Regions from separate parts of the Homo sapiens genome. Here region 2 is linked to region 1. Evidence: chromatin loops called from intact Hi-C (ENCODE). Cell type or tissue: IMR-90. All regions are shown on one strand. Each heading gives the region's core, and the rest is flanking DNA. Links, peaks and the distances in the headings are about the cores only. Region 1 overlaps NDST1 (N-deacetylase and N-sulfotransferase 1). Region 2 has its middle 27 kb from the start of SMIM3.

What was found. Hi-C counts contacts between places; a loop is a spot of excess contacts. Peaks named below come from ENCODE experiments on the same cell type or tissue, not always from the same donor. Only the 100,000 strongest peaks of a DNase experiment are listed, where the experiment ranks them.
Region 2: a loop joins it to region 1, with 4 times the contacts of the local background. A loop is called at or near these places in 7 of 110 quality-filtered maps.

The regions. Positions count from the first base shown.
Region 1 is chr5:150,556,176-150,572,158 of GRCh38, forward strand. It overlaps NDST1 (N-deacetylase and N-sulfotransferase 1), which reads left to right. Exons shown (of 15, transcript NM_001543.5): 15 at 1-2,036. Among named protein-coding and RNA genes, the nearest start is that of NDST1, 56 kb to the left of the region's middle. RefSeq lists an enhancer at 933-1,102. In IMR-90, for the core only: CTCF peaks have their summits at 4,321, 4,938 (motif pointing right) and 6,877 (motif pointing right); DNase peaks (open chromatin) are centred at 3,786, 4,926 and 6,886.
Region 2 is chr5:150,797,619-150,813,601 of GRCh38, forward strand. No RefSeq gene overlaps it. Among named protein-coding and RNA genes, the nearest start is that of SMIM3, 27 kb to the left of the region's middle. In IMR-90, for the core only: CTCF peaks have their summits at 3,610 (motif pointing right) and 4,107 (motif pointing left); a DNase peak (open chromatin) is centred at 3,643; H3K4me3 peaks cover 639 bases; H3K27ac peaks cover 379 bases.

The DNA of each region.
Region 1 (15,983 bases), core at 2,741-7,740:
ATTGTTCAGGTGGCTCCATCGTCTATTCTGTGGTCCCCTCCATGAGCCTTTGCCCCAGGGTGGGTGCAGGTGCGAGTGTCACCTGCAGCTGCCTCAGTCATTCAGAGTTCCAGAGCCTTCTGTGGTGGAGCATCCTGCTGCTTGGAGGATGAGTCTGAAGTTTAAAAATGGGCCTTTTCTGAGCCCCCCTGATGAGCAGTCAGTGCTTCTGGGCCCAGCTAAGGAAGCCATCTGTTCCCAGCAGAGGAGAGCTGCTGCGCTGACCTGCAGAGGTTGGTGGTCCCAGCACAGAGCTGTGCCCATGGGCTTGTTAGTGGGAAAAGCAAATACAACAATGTTTTACCAAACATTTAATTATGAATGCCCACTCCCCAGCATCTAGATCTAAAATTATTAACATTTTGCCACATTCTTTTTCTCTCTCTGTGTATGTATATGTTTTCTCTGTCCTAATTTAAAAGTACATTGCAAACATCATGAAACTTGATCCCTGAAAGCTTCAGCCTGCATCTCCTAAGAGTTAGGGCATTGTCCTACACATTGGCCCAGTATCACAGCCAAGACGAGAAGTCATTTCCCAGCGATGTCTGCTATCTAATCTGTATTCAAATCCCCCCAATTGTCTCCCAGGTAACTTATGTGTCTGGTTTTGGAATCAGCATCCAGTCACGGTGCACACATTGCATTTTCTAACTATGTTTTTAAAACCTCTTTGAATGCTGAAAGGTCTTCCCTCAGCTCACTTTGAGTTTTTAAATGACATTGTTTTTGAGGCCCTAGGCCTGCTGTCTTTTTGAAGCCCCACATTCTGAATTTGTCAGATTGTTTGCTCATGGTGTCGCATAACCACTTCTTCTATCCCCTGTACTTTCAAGGATAATTTAGGCTACATGAGATTTTGCCTTTTGTGCTGACTTGACAGCTTCACTTCTGCCTAAGATGCGCCTCCACTGTCACCTGTACCAAGTGCCAAAACAGCAGAGGGGCCAGTTAGAGCAAGAGCTCTGGGGGGGCCGGAAAGTCTCCCTGGAGAAGGCCGTAATATCTGGGCCTTGGAAGGAAGGACACAGGGCTCTGGAAGGAGGAGGCTGCATGCCTGAAGGCTGGGCCTTCGACCCTGGGGATGGGCCACAGGGCACCAAACACATCATATGTCTCTCTCTTTCTATTTTGGGGTCCCAGGGTTTTCATTTCCTGGAGACCCGTGGTCTGTGTGCACTGGAGCAGAGCCAGGCTCTCAGTTGCAGCAGGGAAAAGCCTACATGGGGAACTGCCTCCCGCAAGCTGTGGTGTGAGAAGAGCCCTGGCTGGCAGCAGGAGCTGTGAAGTTTCATCCCAGCCGGGTGCATTTAGTAGCTGCCTGACCATCTTCCTCCCAGGCCCTCAGTTTCTTCATCTGTAGAATGAGCAGATAGGGGCCACAGCAGGGATTTTCACACATCAAAGGAGGCAGCCTCTGCTCTAGTTGATGTGAGGATGAGGGGGCGGCCTAGACCCCCTGCTGCCCAGGCCGTTGAGGCAACACTGGGTTCCTGGCTTGACAGCTGTGGGCTGGCTGCCCTTGCCAGCTCAGACGGCTGGCGAGTTTTCAGCTTCCCTAAGGGACTGGCATAGGGTTTTGTGGGGTCAATGCCAGGAACCTGGGGGAAACTGGATGCGTTTTATCCTAAGAAGTTCATCCCTCCTGCTCTTACTGTTTCCGGCCCTGGAGGAGAATGAGGGAGGAGAGGGTTTTCTATGACTGTGTTAGCTTTTATTATTAGCAAGAGGGCTCCTTTTGTAATTTGTGCATGAAATTCATGTCATTTCCTGGGAGAGGAGAGGGCCGACTGGAGAGGGTGGGGGGCACACTGGGGAAGCAGGCAGAGGTTTCCTTCCCTTGTAGGGGGGTGGGGAGAGTGGGGAGAGGGGGTGCTATCCAGTTCGCCTGATGAGGGCTCTCGAACCAGCCGTTTTGGGTTGTGTTAAAGGTGAGACCTTCCTCCATTAATGTACAATCTCGAACTAACTGCTAATAAAGTGGGGTTCTGTTTGTACACCTTGGTCCTGTCTGACCTTTTTGCAAGGCCCGCAGGGAAGGGTGGAGTAGGGGTGTTTGCATGCACGGCCAAAGCCCGCTTGTCCCTGCCACCTCAGGCATGCACACGTGCCCACATGTATGCACACACCTATACACATGGTGACTTGGTCAACGCAGATCATTTTCACTGGGTTATAAATGGAAGATTTCCCAGATACAGCAGAGGCCTATCCTAGGGCAGCCACAGGGGGCATCTCAGGTGATAGAAGCCCTCAGACAAGCTGGATTGCTCAGAAGCCCTGGGTGTCGGGCACTGGACCGAGAGGAGACTTGGGGGCTGGAACAATTTCTGCTACTAATGTATATTGTAGCTGGGGGCAAGCCACTTTTACTGTTTTATCCCATTTCCCTCACCTTTTAGACGCATGGAGGGAGTTGGACTCCATGGCCTCACTTGAAGAACTTGCCTAAAACATGCAGATTCCCAGGTCTACTTCCAGAGATTCAGCTCCAGCAGATGTGGGGTGGGGCCCAACATCTTTAAGGAGCCCTCCAGTACACTGAGGAATTTATAAGGAGCCCTCCAGTACACTGAGGCAGCCCAGTGTAACTCTGGCTCAGAGTGGGAAACTCTGACTCAGATCCATGGTTCCTATGGGTTCTAATTAATACGGAGAGCCCCACTGTCCAGGAAAACTTAGGGTAAAACAAATGACTGAAGCCCTCACAGCCTAATTGAGGGCCAGACTCGAGATTTGCCTGGAGAAGGAGAGTTCACAGGTAGGGGCCCAGGCCAGTGTCTGCAATGCAGGTGATCAGACATGCTCCTTCAGAATCCCCTTGGGAAGCTTTAAACAATATACATTCCTGGGCTCCCCCAAAATCTGCTCACTCAGAACCTCTGGGGTGGGACCCAGCACTGTGTACTTTAACAGACTCCTTGGTGTTCAGGGAAGTTTGGGAACACTGAATCAGGCCACCATGTTTGTCAGAGACGGTACCCAGAAATGTGCACAGCTTCTGAGGGACAGAGGAGGGGCATGCTGGGGACACAGCTGGGCAGTCCTGCTTCCCAGGACCCAGTATGTTCAAAGTGAAATACCACAGTGCCACCTCTGATGGCACAAGGGCAGCACCTGCAGAGCCCTCTTTGCAGTTCGTCAGCTGGGAGCTTGGTTTGGGTCAGGTGGCCCTCACCAGCAAGAACACAGCTGGAGGCTGCATGGACAAGAGCAGATCCAGAGGCATGGTGCAGAAAGGTGACTGTGCCAACTGAGGGGTCAGCCTGCAACAGGGATTTTTGAATTTACATACAGCTGAGATTCTGTTTTGAAAGAATCACTTAATTGAAAACCAGGTAAAGGTGGGGGTGCTCTGTGGTTGGAGTGGGAGTGAAGCTCTGGACTCTTCCCAGCTCACCTCCTCCCTGTCTCTCAGGCTATCTTGGAACCCTAAGATTTCTCAAAACACATTGTGAAAACCCAGCCCAGTTGCTTCCAGAGGTCCTAAAAGTCCTGCAGTTCTAATAGGCTGAATGAGTAGCAGCCCATCAGCCCCTCCTCACCCCCCACGGGGATGTCCACCCAGTAAATCTGGTGCCCCAGGAGTGGTTTGGGCTTCTAGAGGTGGGGAGTTACCTTGGAGAAGCCTGGATCATGCGTGTAGGGCAGTGTGTTTCACAATAGGAAAACGCTGGGAACAACCTAGATGTCCATCCACAGGGTCTCAGCTAGGTAACCTCCAGTGTATCCATTCACTGTAATGATGATTCAGTTGAAAGTAATGAGCTCAGTCTCCAAGCCCTGCCAGGGAAATTTCTATGACAGACTTATACAATGTGACCATCATGGAAAGAGAACACTACAGTTTGTATTTTTCCTGGGGTTGTAGATAGACGTCTCATATCAAACTGATACTAGGGGAGGAAAGACTGAGAAGGGGAACTTTCAAAGGAGACTTCAGCCTTGGCTGAAATATATATAAGACAAGGATAATGCATTTGCATATCATTTGTGGAATGAAAAAGTCTTAATGAAAAATAGAAATGGACAAAGCAGAAAGGGGGACTCCAAGCAGCTAGACTTACATGACGATGCGATGAAGGCCAACACTGCTTTACCCAGCCCTTAAGCTCCTATGGAGTTAGGATCTGGAGGAGGCCTAGGTGCCGGTGATCAATTTCTTGCCTGGCTGCATTTATCCTAAGCATTCGTGAAGACCCTGAGCTGAGGATCCTGACTTTCCTGTGACTGTAGGCCAGTCTCAGCTCCTCTCTGGCCCTGGGAGCTTAGCTTCCCCAAGCTGACAGACGGGGGAGCTAGGGTTAACATCACCATTGCTGGAACAAATTGACACCATGTCTCCCGATATGATGCAATGGGAAGGACCCAGTGCAACACCTGGGAAATTCCTAACGAAAACACGGGACATGAATCCAGCCAAGGGGAACAGACAGACACATCCGTATTGAGGGACATTTTGCAAAATAACTGGCTTGAACTCCAACAATGTCAAGGTGATGAAAGATACAGAAAAGCTGAGAAATGGTTCAGGATTAAAGGATACTAAAGAGATGTGGTAATCAAATGCCATGTGTGACCCTGGAGGGGTCCTGGACCATGAAACAATTAGCTATAAAGGATACCATAGGGACACCTAGCAGAATGTCAGGATGGACCGTGTGGATTAGATAATACTATTCAACCGATGTTCAATTTTCTGGTTTTGATTATTTTACTGTTATGTAAGAGTATCTAATGAAGTACATGTGAGATATTAGTTTTTTGAAATTACTTTTGCACCAACCTAATATTTAGGGGTAAAAAGGAAGAAATGGAACTGAATTTTGACTCCTGTTCTTTCTCTAGTGGTACTAGATGGTAGGTACTCATCAGATGCAGTCCAAAAGATGTCCACCAGGGGGCACTATTATCCTAGCCTCTCACAGTGTAGTCAGCGCGAATGCCTCCCGGGAAGACTGGGCTGGTGGTTAATGGTGGTGGGGCAATAATATTATCAATATTAACATCAATAAATTAAATAATATAAATAAAAAGTATTTCTTATCCTGTCAGGCAGACCCTCTGCTTATCAAGTGCTATCTTTAAAATTTTTTCTTTTTGTGACAGTGTCTCACTGTGTCACCCAGGTTGGAATGCAGTGATCTCGGCTCACTGCAGCCTCAAGCTCCTGGGCTCAAGCCATTCTCCCACCTCAGCCTTCTGAGTAGCTGGGATTACAGGCATGCACCACCACGCCAGGCTAATTATTTTGTATTTTTTGTGAAGATGGGGTTTTGCCATGTGGCCCAGGCTGGTCTTGAACTCCTGGCCTCAAATGATCCTCCTGCCTCAGCCTCCCAAAGTGCAGGGATTACAGGCATCGGCCACCTTGCCCGGCCTCTTTTAATCTTCATAACAATCCTCTGAGGTAGGTATTATCATTCCCATTGTATATTTGAGGAATTTGAGTTCAGAGAGGTTAAGTAACTCTGTCAGGATCACAGAGCTGGTAGTCATTGATCCATGAGACTCCACAGCCTGGAGTCCACTAGGCTGTCCTGCCCCCTGGGCCTGAGGCTGGGAATGTGTCCTGGCACAGGGAAATGCCATGACCATGAGGCAGAGTGGGGACAATTCCCCGAGCCTGGCTCTGCCCTTTTCAGGGCTGGGGACTGGGTGATCCTGGGAAGCTGTTAAAGGTGCCTAACAGTATGTGTACCTACAAATCTAAAACAGAAGTACAAACAGGGAATGGTGTGAGATGTATGTCTCCTTCCACTCCCTGACCTTTGTCCTCCAACTCACTTCTTCAGAGGAAACCACCATTAGCAGTTTCTGTGGATCTTTCCAGAAATTGTTTTACATATACAAACAGTTGCGTGAGCATGCACACCCTGCTGGTGTGTACCCTCAGGCTATTCTGCACTGTGCTTTTCCATGGGGGCCTCTGGTCAGTGGGTGGAGGGTATTTACTGCTCTGCATGGCAGCAGAGGGCTCCTCTGCATGGGTAATTGGTGGAGGGTGTCTGTTGCTCTGCATGGCAGCAGATGGAGGGCTCCTCTGCATGGGTACTTGGAGAAGCTCTGCTCTATTACACCTTTCAGGGAGTGGGGGTAAAAACTGGAGCTTGAATTCCTTGGCCTTTGCCCCATTCTGGGGTGTTCTCCCTTGGGAAGGAATAGGCTGTGCAGCACAGTAGTCAAAATATGCACAGCCGGGTAGATCTGGTTTCAAATACAGGCTCAGTGTTGGCTGTGTGACCTTGGTCAAGTAATTCATGTCTCTGAGCCTCAGTCTTTGCTTTTGTGAAGTGGGGATAGTCACAGGACTGAGGTGACAGAGATGTTGTGAGGAGTGAAGAGACAGTGTCTGGAAAGCCCTCAGCAGGAGCCTGCTACACAGTGAGTGCTCAGTAAAGTCTCTGCCAGTTCCTGGTTTCACACACATACAGACCCCATTTCTGAGCCTGAGCCTGGGGGTGGCACTGCCACCTTTGTCCTGAGGCAGATGAGGATGGGCTGAGGAGTCAAGTGGCCCACTCAATGTGGAAACTCATTACATTTGATTGTTCTTCCTGGGACCTTGAAATGGAAGTGGTGGGTGATCTGAGGCGCTGAGAATGACCCTTCAAAACACACACACATAACACCAACTTCACAGGAAAACAAGGAACATGAGAGACTGCTATAAGCAGCTGCACGTTAAAAAATCAGATGCTCTAGATGCAATGGACAAATTCCTAGAGACACACAAACTACCAAAACTGACTCAAGAGGAAATAGAAAATCTGAATAGGCCTGTAACAAGTCAGGAGATTGAATCGGTAATCAAAAAACTCCCAGCAAAGAAATGCCTACCACCAGGTGGCATCATTGGTGAATCCTACAAAACATTTAAAGGAGAATTAACATCAATCCTTCTCTTAAATTCTTACCAAAAATCTAAAGAGGAGAGAACATTCCCAACTCATTCTATGAGGCCAAGCATTACCTTGATACTGAAACTAAGACTCTACAAGAAAAGAAAATTGCAGGCCAGGCGTGGTGGCTCACACCTGTAATCCCAGCACTTTGGGAGGCTGAGGCAGGTGGATCACCTGAGGTCAGGAGTTCAAGACCAGCCTGGCCAACATGGCAAAACCCCATCTCTACTAAAAATACAAAAATTAGCCAGGCATGGCAGCATGCACCTGTAATCCCAGCTACTCGGGAGGCTGAGCCAGGAGAATCGCTTGAACCCAGGAGGCGGAGGTTGCAGTGAGCCAAGATTGCGACAGTGCAGTCCAGCCTGGGTGATAAGGCGAGACTCCATCTCAAAAAACAAAACAAAACAAAAAAATTATATGCCATGATCAAGTGGGTTTTATCCTAGGAATGCAAGGGTGGTTCAACATATGAAAATCAAAGTAATGTACCACATTATTAGAATGAAGGGGGAAAAAACCACATGATCATCTCAATTGATGCAGAAAAAGCATCTGACAAAATCCAACACCCTTTCATGATATAAACGCTTATCAAACTAGTACTAGAAAAGAACTCTTTCAACATGATAAATGCCATATGTGAAAAACTCACAGCTAACATAACTTTTTTTTTGAGACAGGATCTCACTCTGTTGCCCAGGCTGGAGTGCAGTGGCACAGTCGTGGCTTACTGCAACCTCGACCTCCCAGGCTCAAGCGATCCTCCCACCTCAGCCTCCCAAATTGCTGGGACTACAGGCACGTGCCACGCCTGGCTAATTTTTTATTTTTGTTGTAGAGACAGGGTCTCGCCATGTTGCCCAGGCTGGTCTAGAACTCCTGGGCTCAAGTGACATAATTCTTAATGGTGAAAAACTGAAAGCATTTCCCCTAGGATGAGGAACAAGACAAGGATGTCTGTTTTCATAACTTCTAGTTAAGATTAGAAACTTATACTCAACACAATACTGGAAGTTCTAGCCAGAGCAATTAGGCAAGAAAAAAACAAAAGGCATCCAAATTGGAAAGAAAGAAGTAATACTATCTCTATTTATAGATGACATGATCTTAATGCCTAGAAAACCCAAAAGAATTCATACACATACACAAACTATTAGAGTTAATAAGTGAATTTTGCAAAATTTCAGGATACAAAATCAATACACAAAATCCATTGAATTTCTATACACTATAATGAACAATCCAAAAAGGAAGTTAAGAAAACAATTCTACTTATGATAGCATCAAAAAGAATAAAATATAGGCTGGGCGTGGTGGCTGACACCTGTAATCCCGGAACTTTGGGAGGCCGAGGCGGGTGGATCACCCAAGGTCAGGAGTTTGAGATCAGCCTGGCCAACATGGTGAAACCCCATCCCTACTAACAGTACAAAATGAGCCGGGTGTGGTGGCACATGCCTGTAATCCCAGCTACTTGGGGGGCTGAGGCAGGAGAATCATCTGAACCCTGTAGGTGGAGGTTGTGGTGAGCTGAGATCATGCTGCTGCACTCCAGCCTAGGCAACAAGAGGTAAACTCTCTCTCAAAATAATAATAATAATAATAATAATAATAATAATAATAATAATAATAAATATATAGGAATAATTTAATCAAGGTGGTGAGAAACTTGAATACAGAAAACTATAAAACATTTCTTGAAGAAATTAAAGATCTAAATGAATGGAAAGACATCCCATGTTTGATTAGAAGACTTAATATTGTTAAGGAATATACAGATTTTTTGCAATTCCTATCAAAATCCAATAGGTTTTTTTCCAGAAATGAAAAAAAAAATTCCTAATATGAAAATTCCTAATATTCATATGGAATTTCAAGAAACTCAGAATAGCCAAAACAATCTTGAAAAAAAATGACGCAGTTGTAGGATTCATGCTTTCTGATTTCAGAACTTACTGCAGGCCAGGCACGGTGGCTTACACCTGTAATCCCAGGACTTTGGGAGGCCGAGGTGGGTGGACCATCTGAGATTGGGAGTTCGAGACCAGCCTGGCCAACATGGCAAAACCCCGTCTCTACTAAAAATACAAAAATCAGCTGGACGCGATGGCGCGTGCCTGTAGTCCCAGCTACTTGGGAGGCTGAGGCTGGAGAATCACTTGAACTCGGGAGGCAGAGGTTACAGTGAGCCGAGGTCGCACCACTGCACTCCAGCCTGGGCAACAGAGTGAGACTCTGTCTCAAAAACAAAACACAACAAAACAAAAAAACAAAACTTCTGCAAATCTACAGTAATTATAACAGTGTGCTACTGGCATAGGATAGACATATAGACCCTGGGGTAGAATTGAGAGCCCAGAAACAAGCCCTCACATCTATTGCCAATTGATTTTTGACAAGGGTGCTAAGACCTTTCACTGGAGAAAGAATAGTGCTCCAAAACCTGGATATCACATGCAAAAGAATGAAGTTGAACCCTTACCACATACCATATGCCAAGACTAAGTGAGAATTGATCAAAGACTTAAATTTAAGAGCTAAACTTAGAACTATTAGAAACATCAGTGCAAATATCTATGACCTTGAATTTGGTAATGGTTTCTTAAATATGACACGAAAAGCACAGGCAACAAAGAAAAAAAATAAATTTGTCTTCATTAAAATTTAAAAGACTTTTGTGTGTCAAAGGACACCATTAAGGCCAGGCGCCATGGTTCACACCTGTAATCCTGGCACTTTGGGAGACCTAGGTGGGTGGATCACTTAAGACCAGAAGCTCAAGACCAGCCTGGGCATCATGGTGAAACCCCATCTCTGCAAAAAATACAACAATTAGCTGGGCATGGTGGTGTGCCTGTGGTCCCAGCTACTTGGGAGGCTGAGGTGGGATGACCCCTTCAGCCTGGGAAGTGGAGGTTGCAGTGAACCAAGATTGCATCATTGCACTTCAGCCTGGGTGACAGAGCAAGACCCTGTCTCAAAAAAGAAAGAAAGAAAAAAGGACACTATGAAGAGAGTTAAGAGACAATCCACATAACGGGAGAAAATATTTGCAAATCATATGTCTCATAAGGGCCTAATATCCAAAAAATATAAAGAACAACTCAACAACAAAAAGACAAACAATCCAATTAAAAAATGGGAAAATGACTTGAATGGATGTTTCTCCAAAGAAGACGTACAATGGCCAACACACTCATGAAAAGGTGCTCAACACATTAGTCATTAGTGAAATGCAAATCAAAACCACTTCTCACCTACTAGGATGGCTATAATTTTTTTGTTTGTTTGTTTTTTGTTTTTTGTTTTTTTTTTGAGACGGAGTCTTGCTCTGTCACCCAGGCTGGAGTGCAGTGGTGTGATCTCGGCTCACTGCAACCTCCACCTCCCGAGTTCAAGCAATTCTCCTGCCTCAGTCTCCAGGCATCCACCACCAGACCCGGCTAATTTTTGTATTTGTAGTAGAGATGGGGTTTCACCATGTTGGCCAGGCTGATCTGGAACCCATGACCTCAGCTGATCTGCCCACCTGGTCTTCCCAAAATTCTAGGATTACAGGCATAAGCCACCACATGTGGCCGGCTATATATATATATATATATATATATATATATATATATATATATATATATTTTTTTTTTTTTTTTAAGGAAAATAAGTTTTGATGAGGATGTGGAGAAATTGGAACCCTTATACATTGCTAGTGGGAATGTGAAATGGTACAGCTACTGTGGAAAACAGTTTAGTGTTTCATCAAAAGGTTAAACAGTATTCACAATAACCAAAAGCTGGAAAGAGCACAGGTGTCCATCAATAGATGAATGAGAAAATAAAATGTGGTATATAATACAATGGAATATTATTCCACCACAAAAAAGGAAGGAAGAAATTCTGATACATGGTACAACATAAATTAGCCTTGAAAACATTATGTGAAATAAAATAAGCCAGACACACAAAAAGACGAATATTGTCCGATTTCCTTTATACTAAATATCTAGAATAGGCAAATTCACAGAGATAAGAAGTAGGCTAGAGGTTACCATGGCTGAGGGGAGAGGGAGGATGGGAGTTATTGCTTAAGGAGCACAAAGTTTCTCCTTGGGTGATGGAGAGTGTTGACAATAGATAGTAGCAATGGTTGTGTAACATTGTGAATGTACTAATGCCACTGAATTGTGCACTTTAAAATGGTTAAAATGGCAAATTTTATGTTATATGTATTTCACCACAATAAAAATACATACATGGCATTCAAGGCAGCTCTGTTTATGTAAATTGAAATATAATTTACATACACAAAATAATAAAGTGTATAATTCAGTGGTTTTTAGCAAATTGTGCAACCATCACCACTATCTAATTCCAGAACATTTCATCACCTCAAGAAGAAACCTCATAGCAGTAAGTGGTCATTCCTCATTCTTCCCTTCTCTCAGGCCCTGGCAGACACTGAACCACTTTCTGTTTCAATGAATTGCATATTCGGAACATTTCCCATAAATGGAATCCTTCTTCCATATGTGGCCTTTTGTGCCTGGTTTCTTTCACTCAATGTGCTTTCAAGGTTCATCCATGTTGTAGCTTGTGTTAATACTTCATTTTTAATGGCTGACTACGATTCCATTATTGGTATGTTTGTTTATCCATTCATTAGTTGATGTACATTTAGGTTGTTTCCACTTTTTGGCTATTGTGAATAGTGCTGCAATGAATACTCATGTACAATTATCTATTTGAAATTCCTTTAGGTATAGACGTAGGAGGGAAATGCTGGGTCATAAGGTAATTCTATGTTTAACTTTTTCAGGCACCAGCAAACTTTTTGCCAGAGCAGTTGAATCATTTTGCATTTCCACCAGCAATATACAAGGGTTCCAATTTCTCCACATCCTCACCAAAACTTGTTTTTTCCACTTTATTTTATTTATTTTTGAGACAGAGTCTCGTTCTGTTGCCCAGGCGAGAGTGCAGTGATGGGATTATGGCTCACTGCAACCTCCTCCCCCCGGGCTGAAGGGATCCTCCCACCTTGGCCTCCTGAGTAGCTGGGACTACAGTTGTGCACCACCACACCTGGAAAATTTTTGTATTTTTTATAGAGACAGAGTTTTGCCATGTTGCCCAGGCTGGTCTCAAACTCCTGGGCTCAAGAGATCTGCCCACCTCAGCCTCCCAAAGTGCTGGGATTACAGGTGTGAGCCAATGTGCCTGGCATTATTATTATTATTATTGTTATTATTATTTAAGAGATAGCATTTTACTCTGTTGCGCAGGCTGGAGTGCAGTGGTGTGATCATTGCTCACTGCAGCCTCTAACTCCTGGGCTCAAGTGATCCTCCCCTCTCGGGCTCTCAAAGTGCTGAGATTACAGGTGTGAGCCTGGCCTCATTTTCCTTTTTTTTTTTTTTTTAAATTATAGCCATCCTAATGGATATGAAGTGGTACCACATTGTGGTTATTATTTGCATTTCCCTAATGACTAATGATGTTGATTATCTTTTTATGTATTTGGTGGACATTTGTATGTCTCTTTGGAGAAATGTTTGTTCAAGTCTTTTGCCCATTTTTGAATTGGCTTGGGGAGATGTGACCTGGATCAGGGTTGACTTGGCCTCAGGGGCCCCTCTGGAAAAGGAGATTCTGATCTTGGGGTCAGAGTTGGAACTTTCCACTCTCCCCTGCCCATGCCTGCCTCATGTGATCCCAGCTGGGGGAACTGGGAAAGTCACATGGCTGGGCCTGGTGGACAGGGAGAGTCTCCCCCAGGTAGGTGGGGGGAGTCCCAGGCTTGGGCTTTTCCTCTGGGACATTGGGCCAGCTGCCTATGACATGGGAGATGTGCTCTCTGGTCCCCTGGCCCAGGCTGTTCAGCACACTGCCTTTTCACAGTGCCCAACAGAAAGGGCCCCTGACAAACCATATGGCCAGAAAATGGTTCCCATATGATTTTTACCTCTACTGCCTCTGCACTTCTCGCTTTTGATCCCATCATTCCCTCCACCTTGTCTGTTTGTTCCTTTCCTGTTCCATCACCTGAATCCTCCCCATCCTTCAGAGTATCTTCTCTAGAGCCTTCTGTGCTCCCCTTCCTAGTCCTGCTTTCAGAGGTTTGCTTTTGCTCCTCTGGGCTCCTCCAGCATCCACCCTTTGGGCTGTGCCACCTGAGAAGATTCCAACATCCAGCACTGAGCTCAGATGACTGATATGGGGGTCTGGACCCCTCAGTAGGTGATGAGCTTCTCAAGGGTTCCCAGTCCCATCAGGCCCCAAGCATAGGGTGGCACCAGCTGCCTGGCAATGACTATACCCTGTGTTGGTTGATCAGACACAGGACAGGATGTGAAAATCATGGGTGTTCCTTCTGCCCTACATCCAATCCACAGACACTGGGAGCTCTGGGCCAGAGGTTCCCAAACACCCACCTGTAACAGACTTCTAGCCTCAGACTCCACCAGGCAATTAGTAAAAATTGAAATATTCAGACACTACTGTCCTAGATTCTGATTCAGGAGCCCTGGGAAGGGCCCAAGAGTCTGTATTTTACCAAGTTCCCCAGTAGTCCTGTTATGTAACCAGGTTTGGGAGCTTCTGGGGCTGGCAAATCTTAGTCACTTCAGTCCAGTGTGCTTTCTCCCTGCCCTCTCCTGTGCCAGAATATTTGTTTCTAGGGTGGAAGATGGACATGGATCCCTTCCCTGGATGACCCTCAACAGCCCTATAAATCCCCTCACACTCATTTCCCTCCCTTCTCCTCCATTAGAACCTTTTTGGAGGCTCATTCCTTTTGCCTGTCGAATTCATAGGCTTTAAGTCTCCCTTCTCCCAGGAGGTCTTCCTGGCTTGCCTCCACATACTCTCTGATCACAGATATCCAGAGATGGTCATTAAACATTTAGAAACATAACATTAAAGAGGCTGATATAAAACATATAATATGTATGGGTTATGGTACAGATAATTTAGTTACAACATTTGTTTATGTTATCGCATAGTATATATTTTTATTATATTACAGACAGATACATTATAGGCATTTAGGCCTAGTGCATAGATTTATGGGTGGGTCATGATGTAGTAGAGCTGAGAAAGCCCATCTAGTCTGTTACTTCTTTTCTTCCCCATTTTCAGATAGGTAAATTGAGGCCCAGGTGCATAGGTAATGGGGCTCAGGTGCCTGAGAATCCTTGGCCCCCAGACTCCTGCTCACTTGCATGTAATCTCACTTAGGTTTGTGCAGACCCTCCACCCTCCAGTTCTCTAACTAGTGGTGCCCACCCGGCTCCTGGCAGCTCATGGCCTAAGGAGGACAGGCAAAGGGCAATTCCCAGCCCCCATCTGCCCCCCAGTGTGGCCAGGGCCCATCTGCACAGCTGGAGTTGGTTACCCAGCTGTTTATGGGTCTCTGCCTCTGGTGTTTATAGTTCCGCCTTTGGGTCTGCTTTGCATCCCCACTAATGAGAACAATGCCCCAGGAGGCGGCGGCGGGTGGTTGGGGGACCACTGGACGCTGAGCAGTGGGCTGGGCCTGTGTCCTGGCTTCTGCCTTGCCTGGTTCTAACGAGGATTTCAGGCCCTTTACAAGGACACAGGAAGGACAGCAAGGTGGCCCATACGGAAACAGACACGCCTAGGTGAGGAGCGAGGAGGCGAGAAGGCTAAGAATGAGTTTGCCGTGACTTAGGCACTCAAGGCAGGGGAGAGTTGGGGCCAAATCTTTCCTTTTAAGAAAATGCATTTTTTTCTTTCATCACAAGAGTTATAAATCTCTATTGTGGAAACTTTAGAACATACAGACACATAAGAAGAAAATCTAAATGTCTGTATCCCACCACCCTGGATAATCATGTTTCACATTTTAGGACATTTCCTTTCTGTCTGATATATAAAGTTGTTTTTGCAGAAAGGAGAATATGCATACACTGTATTTTACAAACCTCCTTTATTTTTATTTTTATTTTTTGAGACAGAGTCTTGCTCTGTCACCCAGGCTGGAGTGTAGCGTTGCAATCTTGGCTTACTGCAACCTCCACCTCCTGAGTTCAAGTGGTTAGATTCTCATGCCTCAGCCTCCCACGTAGTTGGGACTACAGGTGTGTGGCACCATGCCTGGCTAATTTTTCTATTTTTAGTAAAGAGGGGGCTTCACAGCCGGGCACAATGGCTCCTGCCTGTAATCCCAGCACTTTGGGAGGCTGAGGTGGGCGGATCACAAGGTCAGGAGTTTGAGACCAGCCTGGCCAACATAGTGAAACCCCTTCTCTACTAAAAATATAAAAAATTAGCCGAGCATGGTGGCGGGCACCTGTAATCCCAGCTACTCAGGAGGCTGAGGCAGGAGAATCACTCAAACCTGAAAGGTGGAGGTTGCAGTGAGCCAGGATTGCGCCATTACACTCCAACCCGGGCAACAGTGCAAGACTCCATCTCGAAAAAAAAAAAAAGAAAAGAAAAAGAAAAAGAGGGGTTTCACCATGTTGACCAGGCTCATCTTGAACTCCTGGCCTCAAGTGATCCACCCGCCTTGGCCTTCCAAAATGCAGGGATTATAGGCATAAGCCACCACGCCCAGCCTACAAACTCTTTTAAATCATAATAAATTGTCAACATATTTATATGTTATTAAATATTTCTCTACTACATCAAATTATGTTATTTCTATTTTGATTATAATACAAGATTATTGTGAAAGAATTGCAATCATTAGTGAAGTGCACAAAATTTAAGGCTCAAATGTCCCCCTCTTTCCTGTCCCCCAGTAATACTTCTAACCCTTTGGTGGAAATCTCTCAGATATTCTCCTATGTACATGACAAACTGGTGTACATGGTAGAGCTGTGTCATAGTTTATTTAAATAATTCTGTCACAGTGGGCATTGAGGTTAGGTACACAGCTGTTTGAAGCCCACAGGCAGCCAGTGTGACCAGCAAAGCCTCCTGGTTCCAAGAGCAGATCATAGTTTCTCCCAGGAAATCTCACTAGGGCAGCATAATAAGCAATGTCCTTAACAACATGCTGGCTATTAACACAGGAAT
Region 2 (15,983 bases), core at 613-5,612, 240 kb after region 1:
TCTAACAAAATACCTGAGACTGGTAATTCAGAAACAACAGAAATTTACTGCTCACAGTTCTGGAGACAGGGAGGTTCAAAGCACATGCAGATTTTGTGTCTGGTGAGAGCCTGTCCCTCATAGATGGTTGTGTTTTTTTTTTTTTTTTTTTTTGAGACAGAGTTTTGCTCTTGTTGCCCAGGCTGGAGTGCAATGGTACGATCTCGGCTCACCACAACCTCCGCCTCCCAGGGTCAAGCTATTCTCTTGCCTCAGCCTCCCGAGTAGCTGGGATTACTGGCATGCACCACCATGCCTGGCTAATTTTGTATTTTTTGTAGAGATGGGGTTTCTCCATGTTGGTCAGGCTGGTCTCGATCTCCCGACCTCAGGTGATCCGCCTGCCTTGGCCTCCCAAAGTGTTGGGATTACAGGCATGAGCCACGGTGCCCGGCCTATAGATGGTACTTTCTATGTGTCCTCATGGTGGAAGAGACAAACAAGCTCCCTCAGGCCTCTTTTACATGGAAACTAATCCCATTCATTACAGCAGAGTCCTCATGACCTCATCACCTCCCAAAGGCTTCACCTCTTAGTGCCATCACCATGGGGTTGGGTTTCAACATATGAATTTTGCAGGGACACAAACATTCAGACCATAGCAAGGGGATAGTTAAGATGTCATAAGATTCTGATAGGTTTGCTCAGCATCTCTTCCAACTGTTTTTCTGGCATGCCTTCCTGGATGGCAGAGGCTGGAAAATAAAACAACAACAAAAAACTACAATGAAAGTAAAAACCTGTATTTCTGTAACTACACTTGATAGAGATTCAAAAGTGATTTAGGCTTTGCTGTTCAGATGCATGCATACCATGTTTTAGTTTGGAACCCAGTTCAGCTGGGAGAGCTAGGACAGGGTGTGAGACAATCACAACACTGGTGTGAATCCCAAAGCTGCAGCACAATCTGGAGCCAAGCCCGCAGCTTTCTCATGCCTGGATCTCAGTTGAGGTGGGACAGTCCTGCAGCCCACAGCCAAGGCTGTGGCTTTCTTGTTCCCTAGCTTCCCACTTGTTACGGAAGTAGTAGCTCCCCAGGATGGCCGGTTCTGCAGTATTGATCTGGAAGGAATTCTAGTAACCCCTGCCTTCTGTGCTCTCCCAATCCTTTTAATGATTTTCAGCACATAATTCCCCATATTAAAGCATGTTTAGGCTGGACGTGGTGGCTCACGCCTGTAATCCCAGCACTTTGGGAGGTCCAGAGGACAGGAGTTCGAGACCAGCCTGGCCAACGTGGTGAAACCCCCTCTCTACTAAAAGTACAAAAATTAGCTGGGCATGGTGGTAGGCGCCTGTAGTCCCACCTACTTGAGAGGCTGAGGCAAGAGAATCACTTGAACCTGGGAGGTGGAGGTTGCACTGAGCCGAGGTTGCGCCACTGCACTCCAGCCTGGGCAATAGAGCGAGACTCTGGCTCTAAATAAATAAATAAATAAATAAAGCAAGCATGTTTAATTTCCATTTGCCAGAGTATACCTTAATTGATCCAGATGGAAGAAAAATCTATTAATTCCTATCAATTATTATCCTAGCAATTCAACTTCTAAGTCCATCATGTGATCCAGTATTACAGAAGAAGAAGTCTGTTAATGGGAGGCAGATGGTCTTCTAGCAATAGAGATGGCAAGGAACTGGTGGCCTCAAGGAGAGCTCAGAGAGGTCTACTGGTGGCGACAGAATGAGAACTTTGCTTATAGTATTGCTGAAACAATACTATAAGAATAATGAACACTCTGGGATGCCAACACAGGCGGATCACTTGAGGTCAGGAATTAGAGATCAGCCTGGCCAGTATGGTGAAACCCTGTCTCTACTAAAAAAACAAACAAACAAAAAGTGAGATAGTTGAGTTAGAAAATGTATAGTGTTTTGTTGGCCTCTTTGAAAAATAAGCGGTCTGATAATATGTAACAAAGTTTAAAAATTGTATCTATTGAAATTAGTGCTTATATTAGTTGTGTGAGATGATTTACATTTAAAAATGTAAAGAATATATGTGTGCTTATAGGTAAGAACAATACATGAACATATTTTCCATCTGCTCCCAATACGTGTCAGTTCATCTTTCTACATTTAACATTTACTGAAGGTAGCAGAAGTAACGTTTTGGAAGAAAAGGATGTTTGGTAAATCAGAACACTATTTCTTGCAATAACTAAAGATCATTAATAACATTTCTTCCAAACTTCCCCCTCCCCAACTCCAACTCCAGAAATAACCAACTAGTTTGATAATTACTAGAAGAAAAAAAGAGAAACAATTGTAATATTTATACAGACATAAAGGAATGGTCTGGTAAATATGGTACAAACAATGAAATAAAACACGGCAACTGAGCACTATCTATTATATTGGTAGTTAACAAAAAGCAAAATACAAAATTGCACCTTCTCAACACCAAAAAAATTGCAGATTTTGCCATTACTTTTAGAATGGTAAAAACTGCATTACTTTTGCACCAACCCAAAACAATTATCTATAATAAAGTCATGAATATATATATTGTCAATTTGTCACTAATAAAATTATTTTGGTGGTATTTTGTTCCATTTCTTCTTACAGGGGTAATTTTTTCTGTTATACCTCAAATGTAACTGGCTTAAACTGATTTCTTTTTTCAACCAAATATGTGTCTTTGGAAACAAACATTCTAATGGCATGCCTCTATACATATCTACCTAGTTCAAGGGAATGCAGTTTGGGAGACTGTGTGTACATGTGTGCACACTCCTGTGCGTACATGTTAAAGTGTAACGTGATCCACCTGAAATGTACATGCAGCTGTTTATATCATGTAGCCATCCATTTCATGATAAATATGTTTGGAAATAAATTTGTAGTACTACCTCCCAACAGCAAATCTTATTTCCTTTTAGTTTCAGTAATAGTATTTAGTATTAGTTGTCACTAATAAGGATTATTTTTAATTTGCAGATGGAAAGCTTCTTCCTTTCCATCCATAAATCGAGTGTTTCTTCTCAAAGGCAATGGTTCTCAAACTTTAGTATGCAACAGAATCACCTGAGGAGCTTTTCTTTTTTTGAGATGGAGTCTCGCTCTGTCGCCCAGGCTGGAGGGCAGTGGCGCGATCTCTGCTCACTGCAAGCTCCGCCTCCCGGGTTCAGGCCATTCTCCTGCCTCACCCTCCCGAGTAGCTGGGACTACAGGCACCCGCCACCACTCAAAATCCTGGTCCTTATCTGCAAAGATTCTATTTCAGTGGGCCTATGACGGAGCCAAGAATTCTGCATTTTTAAGGCAACTTGCTGTCCTTTGAGAAACATTGCACTGAAGTATTTGGGAACTTTGTTTCACTGTGATAGCTGTCTGGGACTTAAATCTTCCGCCAAAGGAAAACCTGGAAAATTTTGTGATTGAGCAAGCAAATCAAGCCCATGCGTAGTAGTAGACTGGGAACCGGTGGGTGTGAGACCCAGGCTCTATGTGGCCTACACTCTTCTGAACTCTTCTGAGTCTTGATTCCTGGTCTGTGAAGTGTGCAGTGTATCCGAATTAAATGAGAAAATCATTCCGTGCTTTTAGGGTGAGTTTGAATAACTTTTAGGCAGTCCACCAGATGGCGATATAACTTTTTTTTCAAATGGAGTGGTTAGCCTGCCGAAGTTGTGAGAGTCAGTCCTACAACATTCCTAGCAGATCAAGATTTTATGTTCCCAGTTCTGGCTTCAGAGACTGTAGCGATAACACAGGGCTCATGCAGTCCAACATCCCGTATAATACAGGTTGCCAGTTGTTGCCTTTTCAGTATTTCTCCTGTGTGATCCTGGACTGCTTGTGTCAGATTCACACAGGAGCATTTGCTTACAAATGCAGCTTCCAGGGCCCTGCTTCAGACGTACTGACCGAGAATCTCTGGAACTGGTTCTTCAGTATCTGCTTTGCAAAAACAATCCGTAAGTGCTCAACAAACAGGTTAAAGTCTGAGAGCCACGTGCCAGTGAAAAGGAGGTTCACGTCTTGCTGAAGCCACCCCTTATTAGCTGTTTTGTTAGAATTCCTCCCTCGGTGAGAGTGGGATTAAGGATTCAGGGATGCTAGTTCTGCCCTCTTGAGGCCACACTGAAGAGATCAACTTCCTTTTTCTTGGGAAATGTCTGAACATTTTGAAGGTCGCTAATCATGACTTACCTCACCTCCGCCCCTATCTTCTCTGGGGGTGGGGAAGAAGTCATACTTTGCATTACAGGTTGGCTGTCATCCTCCTTCCCTTTCCAGGAACACTATAACCAGAGACTAAGAGCGAGGACCTTCACTATTTCTTAGCTTTGTGATCGTGAGCAAATAACATAAACTCTTTGAGCCTCAATTTCCTCTTCTGTAAAATACGAGTGAAAATAATTATACCTACTTCAAAGGATTGTTATGATTATTACATGGGGTGATGAATGCAAAGTGAAAAGGTAAAATATAGCAAAATGTGATCTATTATTAACAATAATGAGCTTCAGTTTCTACATCTGTAAAATGGTGATGATAACTACTAGAGCATGGGGAGAATTAAATGAGGTAATATAAGTAAGGTAGTTGGTTAATGTCTGACTTAGAAGAGGCTCTCAATAGTAGTAATTATAAGATGGCCAATAATGTAAAAACACCAATGGTCTATGCCCCTAATGATGTGGGATTTTAAAAATCACTGAAGTAATGAGATTAGCAATTTCCTTACTGTTATCCTGTAGGATCAGCCTTAGAACAAGTATAAAACTTGTATCTCTTCTATACTAAGTTCCTTTTAGAAAATGTTTCTTAATGAATCCACAATTATTTAATAAAACACAAAGTATTCAATTTTTAAGTATTAATTCCTCACAGAAATTGCTTTCTAAAGTTTTAAGGGTGCAAAAAACATTAAAAATCTTTCAGTAAGCTAAAACTTTAATTAGGCCCTTATATAATTCTTGCTAAAGAGAGAGAATGGAACTGAGACTGTGAAATGAAATGACAATGATAATATTTCCTTTGAAATTTTTAAGGCCAAGTTGCATTAATGCAACTTTGAAATTGTTCCAATCACACAAGGTATTTAATTAAAGCAAATGAAAGGCTCTTCAATTCCCATAAAGATTTACATGGTAGGAAAAATGTTTCTGTTTTAGCAGGTCTATAACATCATTTTTAAAAATTACAAAAATTATTGTATCTACTTTTAAAGCTGGACAGCAATAGTTATAGAGAGAATCATTTAATTTTAGAGTCAAGCAGACCAAATTCCCATCTGGCTCCACCAGCGTGTTCCCTTTAGAAAGTAACATTTAAGAGTTTCATTGCCCTTGTTTGTAAAAAAGGGGATCATATTTGCCTCCACAGTGCCGCTGAGGGGTTTAAACAAGGTGCTGAATCTAGAACACTTACAGAGAGCCTGTAATAAGTACTCAGTGCTTAAATGTTACCTAAAAACAAAGGAAGATCATTAGCACTACCGTAAAAAATTATATATGGGTGGGGCACATTGGCTTGATTGGTTTCGCTATATGGGTTTCAACCAAACGTCTTGGGGAAAAATTCGGAAGGCAATAAAAGGAAAGTGGAAAGGACAAAGAGGATTGGAGTTGGGGAGGGTAAGAGACAGTTATAAGTCTGAGGAAAAATTAGGAAATAGCATAGAATTCTAATTCAAATAACTTAATTACCCTTGTATTTATATTTTTTCTTAAAGTTGTTTTACTTTAGTGAGCAGTCTTTCTTCTCAGATTGTGTCTTAGCATATTAATGAAAAAAACAGATGATAATATTACTGTACAATAAGAGTTTAGCAGTGATTGAAATTCAGTGTCAATGAAGACACAGGGCAATGGAGAGAAAAATCATAGATATGTCATGAAAACAGTTTTAGTAATTTTTCATTTCAACAACAAATTTCATAATAATGATATAAGTACATTCTTTATTTTATATATATATATGTTCTTTTTATAGAGATGGGGTCTCACTGTGTTGACCAGGCTGGTCTTGAACTCCTGGTCTCAAGCAATCCTCCCATCTTGGCCTCCCAAAGTGCTGGGATTACAGATGCGAACCACCATGCCTGGCCTCTGAATTTTAAAATAGTTATGAGTGCCTTTAGAATTTCTACTATTGGAGCCCTTTATGCTTCTATTTACCTTCAATCAAGATTTGCACCTCAGAAAACATAGTTACTTGTTGTTGTTGTTGTTGTTGTTAGGAAAAGTTCAGTATGAATGCTGTTGTCTCATTCTACATAGCAATTGTTTGGGTCATGTATAATAAAGAATTGATACCTACTCTAAAAATGAAGATATTTTGTGTTCTAGGAATTGAGTGGCACTTGGTCAAAGAATGATTTATGGAATCTCTGGGCATAAGGGGAATTGATTGCTCTTTAGTTTTTCTTTTCCACACTTAGTACTAAATTATTTTGAATTTATGGGAAGTTAAGCTAAGTGAACCACATCTTTCCATTTTGTTGCAAGGAGCTTATCACTTTCTAAACGGAGAACTATACTGTCTCGGAGTAATGGATTGAATAGTGGCCCCCCCAAAATTATGTCCACTTCCTAAATCGCAGAACCTGTGAATGTTACTTTGAAAAAAAAAGGGGGTCTTTGTAGATGTCATTAAGTTAAGGATCTCCAGATGGGGAGGTGATCCTGGATTATCTGAGTGGGTTCTAACCCAGTGACAAGAGTCCTTATAAAAGACACACGAAGGACTGACACACAGAGATGAGAAAGAGGCAATGTAACCATGGAGACAGAGACTGGAGTGATGTGCCACAAATCAAGGCAAGTTTGTAGCCACCAGAAGACGGAAGAGGTAAGAAGTACATCATCCCCTGGCCTCCAGAGGAGTGTGGCCCTGCTAACACTCTGATTTTGGACTCCTGGCATCCAACTGCGTGAGTATAAATTTCTGTTGTTTTAAGCCACCAAGTTTGTGGTCATTTGTTACAGCGGCCACAGGAAGCTAATACACAGGGTAAGCTGATAGGGGAATGAGAGAGTTTTTTCACAGTTGCATGAATGGGTTAAGAATTCTAAAGAATAATTAGCCAGGTGTGGTGGTGGATGCCTGTAATCCCAGCTACTCGAGAGGCTGGGAGGCAGGAGAATCACTGGAACCCGAGAGGCGGAGGTTGCAGTGAGCCAAGATGGCGCCACTACACTCTAGCCTGGGCGACAGAGGGCGACTCTGTCTCAAAAAAAAAAAAAAAAAGTTATTTGAAAGAATAAACATTATTGGGTAAGGGGAGATGACATGGTAGCCATTAGAAAGAGGGGTGGGGGGAGTGAGGAAAAAAGGCAAAAAACAGAGACCAGGAAGGTGAATAACCAGAATGTGAGCTAAGGAGATGGAATAGGAAGGACACTGTACCCAGGCAGAGTATGGACTGAGGAGAAAAATAAATGATATCCCTAAATATGTTTTAATTTCAGGGAGTTACTTTGTCTTCTCATATTTTACTCAGATCGCTTTGTGTGTGTGTGCGTGCGTGTGTGTGTGTGTGTGTGTGTGATGAAATACATATTTTAATTAAATATTTTACCTCAGAAACAGCCTCTCAGAGAATGTTTTTGGATAAAATGCAATGTTTTGGTAATATTCTCTTCAGAAACATTAAGTTAGGATGTTAGGGTGATGGAAAAACCTCAATAAAAACCAGTAGCTTAAGTATGGAGACACTCAGAACTCAGTCATCACATTGGGAAGAAAATGAGATAGTGGAAAAGAAGAAAAAGTCACCCAGGAAAGAGCCCGAGAAAACTTCTAAGAGTCGGAGTTTTTCACTGATGCTTACCAAAGCTTAGCTGTATGGAATAATGGAGGAATACATCCTTTTAACTTTAGTCAAGCTTTTTAAATTCTGAAAAGGGGACTCTTTCACTTAGAGTGCTGCAGTACAAGGAAAGCAATTGTTTGGAGAAAATAGGCTATGCATTCTGAAAAAAAATATTTCTTTTTGGCAAGGGCTATGGATTCCTGTCAATCTAAAGGGATCTCTAAACTTAGGGAGAGGGTAGGAAGTAGCTCTGCCCTCTGAGAGGCTCTATTTTATTCTGAAAGGCCGAATGTGACAAAAGCAGCTTTAATGATCAGACAGAGCTGAGGTATCCAAAGCTACATATAAAATAGAAGCTTAGGACACCTGAAAAAACAGACAAGAATTAACACAATAGCAAACAAAATGGCAGACTCAATCACTGCACCTGGCCGAAATATTTCTATGAAGTCAGAGTTTAGCTGGGTACCAGAGCAATTTTCTCCCTAAAATTGGGTAATGAAAATTTGAACAGAAGAGGTGGTATGTGCTGATTAATTTTATGTGTTAACTTGACTGGGCTGAAGGATGCCCAGATAGCTGGTAAAACATTATTTCTGGATGTATCTGTGAAGATGTTTCCAGAAGAGGTTAGTATTTGAATTGGTAGGCTGAGTAAAGTAGATTACTCTCACCAATGTGGTGGTTAGAGAGTCCATCAACCAACCCAGTGAGGACTCGAATAGAAGAAAAAGGTGGAGGAAAGGCAAATTTGTTCTCTTTTCTTGAGCTGGCACATCCATCTTCTCCCATCCTTGGATGACAGAATTTCTGGTTCTCTGATCTTCACACTTGGGCTAAATTACCCACTGGCTTTCCAAATTCTCCAACTTGCAGATAGCAGGTTGCAGAGCTTCTCAGCCTCTGTAATCACATGAGCTAATTCCCATAATTAATCTCTGTCTCTGTCTCTCTCTTTTTCTTTCACTTAATAAATATGGAGATTTATTGAAGAACCAAGAGGATATACCACTGGTTCTGTTTCTCTGGTGAATCTTAATACATAAGGTTAAAATAGATTAACATTAGAAGCGAAAAGTGAAAATGCCTCAAAATATATTTTAAAACTTCTACTTCAAACTATAGAAAACACGATTTCTTGGTCATCAAATCATGGAAGAACATCTCATTCTTGGAATATGTTGAGGTATATGAGAAATCTTCTCATTGCTTCTCAGAATTCTTAGCACCTGCAAAACCATTATTTTGTTTATATAATCTTACAGAAATGTTACCCAACTACTAGATTCACGTGAAATAATTTTTTCTTTTGATAGAAAACCAGCGAGGTCAGTAATTTCTGTCGGGAGAAAGAGCAGGAGAAACAATTCTCCTTACATGAATTCTTAGGTGTCCAGTTGAAAACATTCCAGAAGAGGGGGTGGACCATGGATGGTGGGAAGCACAAACTTCAGAGCCAGATCCCCAAAGTTTGGTGAAAAGGCCAGGAAAAGCACCAAATAAACACACAGCCATGCAGCCCTTAACAAGTCTACTTTGTAAAAGCAATTTTGTTAATCTCTTTCTTCAGGAAACACTTTTTCTTGTGGCGGTATTTACTTTGTTAAACGAAGAAAGTTCCCTGCCTTCTCTCTCTCCAGTTAGGGCTAAAACCTGGACACTGACAGAGCTAATGTATGTTTGATCTAATCAGTCAAGATCAAGTGGGGGAAAGCAATAAAAATAAATTTCAAAATGTTCTCTATCAAAAATTTTTCAAGAAAAATGTTCTAATTAAGAATCTCCCTCAAGTATGTTTCTGTACAATTGGACCAGTGAACTGGGACTGGAAGTGTCAAGAGGGTTGTAGAAATGAAAGTATTGCCTCATTTTCTGATTTTTGTTCCCACCTACAGGAGCTCCCACAGTGTTCTACTCTTTCCATTTTAGGGAGAAGATGTAGAGCAGTACAACTTTTTTCCCTCTATGACATGTCCCAGACCTTTCCGAACTCTTTAGTGCCTCTGATTATTAGTAAACAATTCAAGCTTACTGATGGAGACTGTAACTTTGATGTCATTTTTCTTCTCCTTGGTTTACAGCCAGGAATCATTGCATGTCTTCCAGGTATTGGCAGGAACACATACATTTCCCAAGCATATAGGTGGGATTAGTATAAAATAAACTTATGAGGCCTTTCATATTTTATGTTGCCTCAGACCAGGTAAGTTTTGTCTTAATTTTCTGATTATCCTGAGATGTTTCTCCATTTACTCCATTGAATCTACTTGACTCTGAGTTCTTTTTTTCTTTATTCTTCTCTATTCTTATTCTTTTTTTTTAAATTCTTGATGGTGATAATATCTCTTCGCTTCAAGTGATAATGTTCATTCCTTACCCTGTTAGATATTTTTAATATAATTCTTATAAACTTCTTAATTTTCTCAAAGGCCCATGCCTCTATGATAATGATCAGCACTTGTTTAATTTGAAAATGTCAGGCATATGTAAGAGGTTCAATTGCCCAGGAGCTCATAACTCCTTACTCATTCATTAAAAACAAATCATCGGGATGCTCCTGCTCTAATGTTTAGAGCCTTTCTTTTAACAAATGGCCTCTTAATTTTCATGGTAGAAAAGACTTTTTTTTCCTTCTGTGATACAGAACAGTTTTCAATTATTTAGTCGTCATGAGCTGAAGCAGGGTAGCCGTAGATATGCTAGACTATTTTTCTACAATAACCCCAGCATGTCCTTTATTTAGGAGAAATTTTGACTGATGGTGGAAAGAAATTTAAAGTACTCCTGCATTAAATGAAGTTATGATTCATACTAACAGTGAAAATGATTATTTGAATCTCAGAAGGCATACATTTCTAAAACAATGTTTGTTTTGATTATCTTCTAAGAGAATATCGAGATTTACAAAATTTATTCTTTCTTTCATTTCATTGTATCATCCTTTTCCTATGTGAACAATCTCACATGGCTTTTCCTTCTTTCAGAGTGGATTTGGTATTTTTTCTCTTTCATTTGTATGCTTTCCATTTACTTTGTATTTAAAGACAATCTCAAACTTGTAAAAAGTTACAAGTACAGTAAAAGAACTTTCTTTTGAAATTTTTTGAGTGTAGTTGCTAACATGCTCATTCAACTTACCTGACTACTTCTATGTATTCCACTACAAACAAGAATGTTTCCTACAAACATTCTTCTACATAACCATATTACCATCAAAGTCAGCAAATTAACAGTGATAGGTTACTACCATATAATCCTCAAATTCTTTCAAGTTTCCTCAATTTTCTCAATGATGTCCTTCATAGCAAAGGGATCCAGTTCAGCGTCATGTGTTTCATTTTGTTGTCATATCTGTTTGGTTTTCTTCAATGTGGAACAGTTCCCTAGTCTTTCTTGGCCTTTATGACCTTAACACTTTTGAAGATTACAGGCCAATTATTTTGTAGAATAGCTCTCAATTTGAGTTCACCTAATGTTTTCTTATGAATAGATTTAGGTTTGCATCTTTGATAGGAATATCATAGCAATGGTGACAATTTTGATTCACCTCATTACTGGTGATGTTAACTTTGGTCACTGATTGGTGTCTGCTAGACTTCTCCACTGTAAAGTTACTCTTTCTTCCCTTTGTAATTAATAAATATTTTGTAAGGTGGTACTTTGAGACTATGCAAATATCCTGTTCCTCATCAGACTTTCAATTTGTCCATTCATTTATTTATTTCAGTGTGGACTCATGGGTTCCTATTTTATTCAGTAGGTTAAAACCAGTTGCTTTCATTATTTAGTTTGATGCTCAGTGTGGGGGTTCAATAAGGCTGGTGGGAAAAATATTAAAGATAGTTATAGTAATAGCCACAAACTCTCTTGGAAGGCCTGAGAGTTTGTATAACATCAGTAATAGATCTGGCTGAAGGCGGCCTGGTCCCTTTACCTTTAGTTAAATAAGTTAAAGTAGTAACTAAGGAATGTGGGGAAGTTATCTAGCTAGCTTGTTTACTCATGTGGTCTTAAGACTAACCTTTGATGTACGGCAGGTGCTTAATTGCTTTCTACTTGGGAATTCCACAGTGTCAATTACCCTCTAGTGGTGTTGACTCAAGCCTTTGTCAATTAATCTTCCCCAAATAAATGTGAGTCTCACTAGCTGGTCAGGGCCACAGTCACAACTGTTTACAGTACTCTCCAGGGAGTCTGTAAGTGGCTTGGACACTCAGCTGGACTGGCAAAGCAGAATATCTGTGTGTCAGTGTACTTCATTCATCCATGGCTGGCTCAGGGTCTGCGGGTCAGACCGCCCCAAGTGAGAACTCTTTCAAGAGTCTTTTTGATATGTTCTCATAAGTCTTTCAGTGCTTCTTTACTTCCTGGCAAAGATGTCCCAGGCTCATCTTATAGTTTCCCTGCCCTAGACTTGGGATCAGCCATTTCTCCAAGGAGACTTGGATCCTGTTTTGGAGTATGGTCTTCAGAAAAGATGTCAGAACCAGGTGTGCTCATTGTTACTGAGGGCTTGTTACTTCCTGTTTTCAATGGACAGAGCTAGTTAATATATATATATACTTATATACATACATAAGCACATTTTTACACCTATACTTCTATATCCCTATTGAAAACCATGGGTTCACTTTGATATCTCCAATTCCAATCTAACAGCACAGGGCTCATTCATGTTTTCTCTCCTTCTATATTTGAAACTTCCTTCTCCAATAGTGAGAAGTCTTGATATATTTTTGATCAAGCCTTCTGTATGTCACCAGTCTGTCATTGCTGCTGCATCCCACACTCCCTGTGCAATGCTTTCCCTACCTGCTTGGGCTTCAATATCCCACACCAGGCTTCTCCTCTCGTTGATGTTCTTCTTGCTCTACTTGAGCTCCATTACCCCTAACTAGTCCAGCATCCTCACCTTGCCTGGGCTTTAGCACTCTGATTTGGGTAACCACAGGATTCCCCCTATCCTTGCCATATTCATTTCTCTTGCCACTTAGTGGCCTTTGGATTGATCTGAACAAGGAAAGGATAAAAGAGAAGTTATCATTTTATTTTCAAGTTAGTATTTGCTGAGTACTATTTATCAAGCTCTGTATTATCTCATTTTAGTGACATAATGAACTTGATTACATTTTACTAATTGAAGCAGTCAAGATGAAAGAAGTTGTCACTTGCCAGACTCCACAGCCAGTAAGTGGCAGATCCAGGACTGGATGTTGTCTTGCTGACTATAAACCAATGTTCCACTTGGAAGCTGTGTATGTGTGATTCATAGAAAAAGTGGTTAATTTTCAAAGGCAATAATCATAGAATTGGTAGTGTATAAATTTTTTGGGGATATAATTGTCAGATGTCTCAATTACAAGCCCAAGATAGATGAGGCAGTATTAATTTGCTAATTACATATTTTGAAAAGATTGTACATAAAGAAAATGTTTTCTCTTTAATTACGGCATTAAGGATTTCAAAAGGTACTTTATAATTTATACCATTTCATTTCATAATTTTATTTCTTTTCTCTGTGTTTTAAAGCATGTTCTAAGGGTTAAACTTTTAAACTTTAAACTACACAGTGAATCACTTTCTTTTCTTTTCTTTTTTTTTATTTTTTTGAGATGGAGACTCAGTCTGTCTCCCAGGCTGGAGTGCAATGGTGCAATCTCAGCTCACTGTGACCTTTGCCTCCCAGGTTCAAGCGATTCTCCTGTCTCAGCCTCCTGAGTAGCTGGGATTACAAACATGCTCCACTACACCTGGCTAATTTTTGTATTTTTAGTAGAGACAGCGTTTCACAGTCTTGGTCAGGCTGGTCTCGAACTCCTGACCTCAGGTGATCCACCCGCCTTGGCCTTCCAAAATGCTGGGATTACAGGCATGAGCCACCGCGCCTGGCCTGTGAATCACTTTCAATAAGCCTTTCCATAATTTAGAAAAAGACATATAAGAAGGAAGATTTCTTACGCTGTTTGCCTTTTGTTAAATAATGGTGACCCAGTTTCTAAAAGGAACCAGTTTCTAAAAGGAAAACCTGAGTAATTACTTAGAAGAGGCTGGCTTTCTAAACTTAGTTAACAGCTATTATTATTTAATTGTCAGTTTTACAGTAACTTGGTAAGTTTCCTGCTTAATCTAACTACTCTAAATTGTACTAAAAAACCTACCCTGTTCCCTGCATTGTATTTTTCATGTCTTTACAAGCTTGCACTGAGGCCTTACCTTCCTACATTATTGGCCAGCTTATGTAATGCCCATGCCAGGCAACCACCATTTGCTTTCTACAAGGTGTCTCATTTAAATTTCAGAACTACATTCTTATTCTGTAGTTCCATTGTTACTCCAATTTTATAGGTGAAAAAACTGAAACTCAGTGGGGTAAAGTAACTTGACCAAAATCACATTTCTAGGATAACAATGGCTTCTTCTGCAATACCTTCTGAAGGACCTACCTGAGGCTGTTTTACAGTTAACTTTTTTAAATAAGATAAATAGTTGGGACTTAATTAAACTAAAGGGCTTTTGCATGGCAAAAGGAACAGTCAGCAGGGTAAACAGACAACCCACAGAGTGGGAGAAAATCTTCACAATCTATACATCTGACAAAGGACTAATATCCGGAATCTACAACAAACTCAAACAAACCAGTAAGAAAAAAAAATCCCATCAAAAAGTGGGCAAAGGACATGAATAGACAATTCTCAAAAGAAGATATACAAATGGTCAATGAACATACATGAAAAAATGCTCAGCATCACTAATGATCAGGGAAATGCAAATCAAAACCACAATGTGATACCACCTTACTCCTGCAAGAATGGCCATAATCAAAATATTAAAAAATGGCCAGGCATGGTGGCTTATGCCTGTAATCCCAGCACTTTGGGAGGCCGAGGCAGATCACCTGAGGTCGGGAGTTTGAGACCAGCCTGGCCAACATGGTGAAACCCTGTCTCTACTGCAAATACAAAAATTAGCCTGGCGTGGTGGCAGGTGCCTGTAATCCCAGCTACTCGGGAGGCTGAGGGAGGAGAATCATATGAACCTGGGAGGCCAAGGTTGCGGTGAGCCGAGATCGTGCTATTGCACTACAGCCTGGGGGACAAGAGCGAGACTTCGTCTCAAAAAAAAAAAAAATTAAAAAACAGTAGATGTTGGCATGGATGTGGTGATCAGGGAACACTTCCACACTGCTGGTGGGAATGTAAACTAGCACAGCCACTATGGAAAACACCGTGGAGATTCCTTAAAGAACTAAAAGTAGAACTACCATTTAATCCAGCAATCACACTACTGGGTATCTATCCAGAGGAATTGAAGTCATTATATGAAAAAGATACTTGCACATGCATGTTTGTAACAGTACAATTTGCAATTGTGAAATCATGGAACTAACCCAAATGCCCGTCAATGAGTGGAAAAAGAAACTGTGTGTGTGTGTGTGTGTGTGTGTGTGTGTGTGTATATATATATATATATATATATATATATATATATATATATATATATGATGGAATACTACTCAGCCATAAAAAGGAATGAATTAATGGCATTTGCAGTGACCTGGATGTGATTGGAGACTATTATTCTAAGTGATGTAACTCAGGAATGGAAAACCAAACATCATATGTTCTCACTGATATGTGAGAGCTAAGCTATGAAGACGCAAAGGCATAAGAATGATACAATGGACTTTGGGGACTTGGGGGGAAGGGTGTGAGGGGAGTGAGGGATAAAAGACTACAAATAGGGTACAGCATATACTGCTTGGGTTATGAGTGCTCCAAAATCTCACAAATCACCACTAAAGAACTTACTGATATAACTAAATACCACCTGTACTCCAATAACTTATGGAAAAACAAAATATTTTTTTTTTTGAGATGCAGTCTCACTCTGTCGCCCAGGCTGGAGTGCAGTGGTGTGATATTGGCTCACTGCAAGCTCTGCCTCCCAGGTTCACACCATTCTCCTGCCTCAGCCTCCCAAGTAGCTGGGACTACAGGCGCCCACCACCATGCCTGGCTAATTTTTTGCATTTTTAGTAGAGATGGGGTTTCACTGTGTTAGTCAGGATGGTCTTGATCTCCCGGCCTCATGATTCACATGCCTTGGCCTCCCAAAGTGCTGACATTACAGGCGTGAGCCACCGTGCCCGGCCCAAAAAAATTTTTTAAAAAAAGATCAGTAA